2 separate regions of the Homo sapiens genome follow, and region 2 is linked to region 1. The links are chromatin contacts, found by Hi-C or POLR2A ChIA-PET in ENCODE. All regions are on one chromosome and are shown on one strand. The core of a region is the stretch at or near the end of the contact, and the rest is flanking DNA. Distances in the headings are between cores, read along the strand shown.

Region 1 (3,278 bases), core at 227-2,726:
CAAGAAAGAAGGTGTGCGCCCCTAATCATACGGACCATCACACTAGTCTACTGAGTGCTCTGTGTGAGGAAAAAATAAGCTACTGACTTGTTTAAGCCACTATTAACTTCTCTTACAGATGCCAAATCTATACCCCGACTAAAACACCAGCTGTTTCATGCTTGAAACCCCAGAAAATACTTCAGAAAGTCCATTTCAAGATACACCCCAAGCTGACAGCCCTGGTTGTACTCCAGTAACTTCAGTACTTCAGCTGGAGGTGAGGAAGCAGGAGAGGGGGAAAGGAACAAGGGAAGAGGAGGCAGAGAGGGAGAAGACAAGTTGCCGTCAAGGCCAATTCTTTGTTTTTGATTCCCACCTGCTGTTCTCTGCCTCTGCTCCTGTAGATCAGCCTCACAAGAAATTCACTTCTGACAAACCCAATTACTGAAATACAGCAACGATTTCCTGGCCATTTTGACATTCAGGGAGGGATTTCTTACTTTTAGCTCATCATGATGCATCAGTGAACAGGTCAGAGCACATCTCTTGAATCCCATTCTCCTCCTAACGCTCATACAGACATTCACATCCAAACTGGGGCTGTGTACTCTTTACAAACAGACACTCTGAAAGGTGCACAGATTCCCAACATGCCATTCTATCTCAATGTACACACCCTGCCCCACGTGTGCAGAGAAAAACCCTCCCTGTACTGGCCCGCCACCACCAGAGCCACTCTCCATTCTGCTCTTCTGCCCATGAGAGGTCTTGCCATGGGGACTGCTGTAGTCAAAATAGAGCAGCAAAAACAAGGAAGCCCAGGCTTTCACAATCCACCAAGCATCTTCTGGGAGATTTGAGAACAGAATTGGAGTTTGGTGGGTAGGATGAGGGCTTCCCAGGTCTCTGATGTCACCCTTTACGCCTCCTTGGATAACAGCAGGATGGTGAGGGAGGGGTCGCCACCGTGGCCAGTGAAGAGGCCTCTCCTGGGCCCCACCCCTGCCCTGCAGAACTTCTCGGGCAGCACTGTCATGACAGCCTGGGTCTGACCTTCATCTGGCTGTTGGGATGGAAGAAGTCTGTGGCTGAGTGAACTCAGGAGGGCAAAGGGCAGGTGCCAGTGCTGGCTGGGGTGCTCAGGAGGGATGCTCCCAATAGAGTCAGGCCTGAAGCTGGGGCTGGAGGAGTCATCCTCACTGAACCAGGGACGAACGAGAAAGGTGGGGGGGCCCATCTTGCCACCCCTGACAGAGTAGTGACCCTAACACCTGAAACTGGCTTAGGTTCAAAAAGGAAGCCTGCTCACCACAGTGAAGAGAAATCCTGCATTGTGATATGGCCTTGCTGAGGAAAGCGAAAGTTCCTGAGGAAAAGGAAAGCACAGAAGAGGAGAGCCGAGGCCACGAGCTGGAGAAGGAAGATCACCAGGCACCAGGCTTGCCCTGACTAACAGGGAAGACAACACCCTGCAGCCGCGTCAGCACCAGATGGCCTAAGCCTCAGACTGAGGGCTTATCATCACCCACAGGGGTCAGTCGCCTTGGCCAGAGAGCTCGGCTTTCAGAAGCAGCAAGAGTCAGGGCAAAATGATGCAAAAATGACCCTCATTTCCTCGAAAGGAGCCTGTTGTTGTCTCTCTGGGGATTAGTCACTGGGAGGCCATGGTAACAATCCCATCACCCCAGCAACCAGGCCCAGCCAGGGTACTCACTGGCACTCATAACTGGCCAGCAGATCGAAGACGGGAGCATTAGTTTGCACCTGCTTTTGCACATCATGGGAGCCGCTGCCAGTGACGCACTCGCTGAGATGCAGGTGAACGTCAGGGGGCCCAGGCTCTCTGGAACAGCAACTGATGGCACACGCAACTTGGAATGCGGCAACCGGAGCTCCACCGTGCCCACCCACTGCAGCTGGCAGGAATGGGGGCCTACCTTGATCAAATCTCTTTATTTTGAAGGAATAAATAAGAAAACAGATAACTGGCTCCCACATAACTATCTTCCTTCAAAAGCATTTCCCCTCACCCTCCACTGGTTCACAGTGGGTTAGGACCACAATTCCTAGCCTCTTCTGTTTCCTCCCCTGCAGCCCCACTGACAATACTGAAGAACACACAGCCAGCTACGGAGAGAGGCCCAGAGAGACCAAGGCAGTGGAATCCCGGGCTGACTCAGGGTGTGGTTTGATTGCTGACTGCTGAGAGATGGCTGGTTTCACAGAACACTTAGTTCTTCCCACCCCAGTGTTGCTGGAGTTCCTCCAAGCCCTCTTCTCAAGGCAGTGTTCCATCTTCTCTGCCCTTACCCCACACCACCCCATCTCACCCCTGCCAGCTCCTCTCTACCCGAGTCTGGATTATTCTCAGGGGGCATCCCTACATTTCTGTCATTTCCTCTGTATAAATCAAGGCTTGGGGGACAGTAGAGAGGTACTGTCCTGGGCCTCAGGAGTGGGTGTTGTAGACCTCGTTTTTCTACTCATTATGTGACACTGGGGAAATCATTTACCTTTCTTGGGCTTCAGTTTCCACATCTGTAAGTCAGAGGCTCTAAAACCCTCGAGTCCTGGGATTCCCTCCCTTTAGGAGGGGCACTGGAGAACAGGAACAGCAGCAGCCTTGACAGAGGACCACCTGCCGCCTCTTGCTGCATCTGCCCTCTATTCCCTTTCCCCAGGGCACACTCTGGTATCTCAGCTCTGGTCCCCAACCCATTTTCTTACACTCTGACTCCAGTGTCTTCTTTCAAACACAACAGTGAGTTTAGAAGACCTTCAATGCACCCCTTTCTCTTAACTCCTGGGTTCTAAACTAGATGCCAGGTTTGGACTCCTTTCCCTGTCTCAGAGAGGATCTGAGAGTGCAAGGCCTCTGTCACCACAGGGGCCGGAGCTCCAACTCTGGCTCTGACACTTATCTGCCTTGGGACGTTGGGCCCATTCCTTCAACTCTCTGAACTTCTGCATATTCACATTTAAAATGGAGGAAGTATAGTAGGTCCCTATAATCCCAGCTACTCAGGAGGCTGAGGTGGGAGGATCCCTTGAGCCCAGGAGTTCAAGACTGCAGTGAGCTACAAGTGTGCCTGTGAACAGCCACCAGTACTCCAGCCAGAGTGATGCCATGAGACCCCACCTTTAAAAACATAAAAATATAAATAAAATGGAGGAAATAATAAAGTATCTCACAGTGTTGTGAGGATCAAAGGGGATAAAATGAAACAGGAGCATCAAGAGGGAGGTGATGAGGTTCTCCTTCCCCTGTCCCCCCACTGGCCTGCTCAGAGTGGGAA
Region 2 (3,211 bases), core at 640-3,139, 160 kb after region 1:
AAATCTAGGGCCTTCCACTTTACCACAGAAGGTGGCCAAGAAAGAAGAGCCAGGCTTCTACTGTATCTGGCCACAAACCAGTCCTATAACCCCAGGCGATTGTCACCATGTGCCACACATGGTTAACCAATCCAATCAGTCACTTTTCCTACAGGAAAAGCAAAATAAGGAACAGATCCCACCATTGGTAGAGACATTACGTCTATATCCAGAAGACAGCCTGTACTCAGATACAGCAGCTGTGGATATAGGCTCCTCATCTCTCTCAGTTGCATACATTTCAGACCCTATAGGTCCATTCCGTGTAGCTAAGTTACTGGCTACTCAAAAGGCAACCAAAAAACAAGGTTATTTTGGTATAACAGAAAGAGTACATCTAACACCCTTGACAAGCCCTGCACTCTTGGGTTCAAATTCTAGCTCTGTAACTGCCTTGCTCTCTGAACCTCAATTTCCTCAACGGGCAAATGAGGGTGATAACACCTCTTCTCAGAGTCACTGTAAGTAAAATGACCAGTTCAATACTTGGCAGAAAGACGGGGCTCAACAAAGGTTGGTCTACTTCCTACTGACTTCTCTGCTCAGAACACTTTCTTTCTTGTTTTCTGCATTCCTGGGTCAAAATCTACTTCTTAATAAATTCCTTAAACTGCCTAACCAATTTTAATAAGCTACTACTGTCTAGCTTGTTAAAATTGTATGTGTGTGTGTGTGTGTGTGTGTGTGTGTGTGTGTGTGTGTGATGGTATTAAATTTAATATCCCAAGTTTAATTTTGCTACTCAAAATGTGATCTACAGACCAGCAGCAGTGGCATTATCTGGAAGACCATTTGGAAGTCGGACTCTCAGGCCTCACCTCAGATTTACTGAAATCAGAATTTATATGATAGCCAAGTGATATGTTTACATCTTAAAGTTTTAGAAACACTGTTCTATAACACACATGGACAGTCAATAAGTCAGAGCCTAGGCTCTGTACTTAAGGAATCAAGGGTGGTGCTTCTGCTTACAGGACATTTTGCTTACAGTGACTCTCAGAAGATGTGTTATCACCCTCATTTGCAAGTTGAGGAAATTGAGGTTCAGAGAGCAAGCAAGGCAGTTACAGAGCTACAATTTGAACCCAAGAGTGCAGGGCTTGTCAAGAGTGATAGATGTGCTCTTTCTGTTACACCAAAATAACCTTGTATTTTGGTTGGTGGCACTTCTGCTGTTGGTGATGTTCTATGAATCTACTTCATAAAGCACCTTACTTACTGGAAGAAAGCAACTACAACCGCAGCATTTTCTTTCACTGGAAGAACAGACTGATTGCAAACTTCTTACTTTGTATTTTTAGAGGTTAACAAATGATGCCCTAAGTACACTGGCTTCAAAGCAATATTTAAATTTTCTATATTAATGCAATCTTTGTTTTATATAATGGATACTTTGAATATAATGAGTAGTATCAGCATTCTGATTATATGTAAACTAAGCAACATTTTGGAAAGGTACTTTCAGGTACCACTGAAAGGTACTTTCAATGTAGTAATTTATTATTTCTAGGATGCAATGAACAACAGACTGAGTAGTAAAAAGCTTCCACAAATTCAATGTTCTTAAGACAGAGCACAGGTTCTAAAGCAAATCTCTGTTTCTAATGTAAACTGCAATTCTGTGCACATGCCTTTCCTCCTTGCATCAACTTTCTGAAAACATTTCTTAGTTCTTTCCACTTATTCATGAAAGAACAATTTTTAAGGCCCCTGAAAGTAAAATTTACCACCCAAATTCCTAAAATGAATCACCAAATGCCAGATGAAGGAGACTGGTAACTTTGTATATCAGGAAACAAAAACCAGTCTGCCTGAGTCATCTCTGTGATCAAAGATAACACAGCCACAGCCAAGGCTTGGCGCAAACAAATAGCTCTGCAAGCGCATGCCAGAACCTCATGTTTAATGGTTTTCTCACATTAAAATGCATAAGTCAGCTCTGTGAAACAAGGAAGTGAAACCTAGGACACTACATACATAAGAAATACTCTCTTGAGTTTGGTTTCTTACCCTTCTGCTCCAAATCCACTTCAATTTTTGGTAGAAACACAAAAATGAAGGTACTGTTTTGTCAAGAGCTAAGCAGAAAGGTAATAGCTAACTAATATGATAGGCTTCTGAAAGGTTTCATGAGAAAATTTTAATACTTCTTGGAGGCCTACATATTTAGGCCTTTGATCCAAAATGAACAAAGTAATCAGAAGACGGCAAATGCCTGAAAAGATGTAACACAAGAAGTGGTAATAGGCTCTAAAAGAAGAGAACCCTGTTATATTATTTCATGAATACTCTATATTCATGGCTTTTTTCAGGTACTACAAACGTAAAAGAGAAGACGAGTGGGAATTCATGCCACATGGCATTACCATTTACATGCCACCCATTGCACCGGCTCGCAGACTCTTCCAGAGTGAAGAGGCAGATGTCCTGACATCCTCTCGAACCCGTGGACAGAAGATACATACCAGAACCAAGCCTGCTCCGTGCTAGCCAGGCTCAACACAGGAATAACGCAAACATGGGGCTATGTCTTTCAAAAGGAGTATCTCCTATCAACACCATCCACCTGCCTTGGAGCAGACAGGGCTCAAAGAAAACATTACTTACACAGGTTCTAATGAGATCCTGTACCCACAATATAAGCACCTTACTCTGAAACACTGGGGGCAATGGCAGGAAAACCCAGGCCTCTGCTTTCACAAGACCCCTCCCAAAGTTTGTGTGTGTGTGTGTGTGTGTGTGTGTGTGTGTATACAAGTTATATATATATACACGCACACACACAATAGTTATATACAAAAGTTTTACATATAATATATATAATAGTTATATATATAATAGTTTTTAATATATACAATAGGTTTACATATATAAAAAAATATATAATATGGCCGGGCGCGGTGGCTCATGCCTGTAATCCCAGCACTTTGGGAGAATGAGGTGGGCGGATCACAAGGTCAGGAGATCGAGACCATTCTGGCTAACACAGTGAAACCCCATCTCTACTAAAAATACAAAAAATTATCCAGGCGTGGTGGCGGGTGCCTGTAGCCCCAGCTACTCCGGAGGCTGAGGCAGAAGAATGGCGTGAACCTGGGAGGGGGAGCTTGCAGTGAGCCGAGATCGCGCCACTGCACTCCAACCCAGGCGACAGAGCGAGACTCCGTCTCAA

The links. Hi-C counts contacts between places; a loop is a spot of excess contacts on that map. ChIA-PET counts read pairs that join two places held with the same protein, here RNA polymerase II (POLR2A). Pooled maps may share reads with other maps.
Region 2: a loop to region 1 is called in a pooled map, with 4 times the contacts of the local background. The contact joins two enhancer-like sites. A Hi-C loop is called at or near these places in 3 of 50 pooled maps. POLR2A ChIA-PET finds 5 or more read pairs at or near these places in 2 of 52 experiments (GM12878 and SK-N-SH).

Annotation. Positions count from the first base shown.
Region 1 is chr2:43,267,735-43,271,012 of GRCh38, forward strand. All of the region lies in intron 36 of THADA (THADA armadillo repeat containing), which reads right to left. Among named protein-coding and RNA genes, the nearest start is that of LINC01126, 42 kb to the left of the region's middle. Within about 2 kb of position 1,477, at least 25 of the 41 ENCODE cell types and tissues checked have a DNase peak (open chromatin) inside an H3K27ac peak, as active enhancers do.
Region 2 is chr2:43,424,747-43,427,957 of GRCh38, forward strand. All of the region lies in intron 28 of THADA (THADA armadillo repeat containing), which reads right to left. Among named protein-coding and RNA genes, the nearest start is that of THADA, 170 kb to the right of the region's middle. RefSeq lists enhancers at 1,232-1,311, 1,350-2,549, 1,704-1,793, 1,814-1,873. Within about 2 kb of position 1,890, at least 24 of the 41 ENCODE cell types and tissues checked have a DNase peak (open chromatin) inside an H3K27ac peak, as active enhancers do.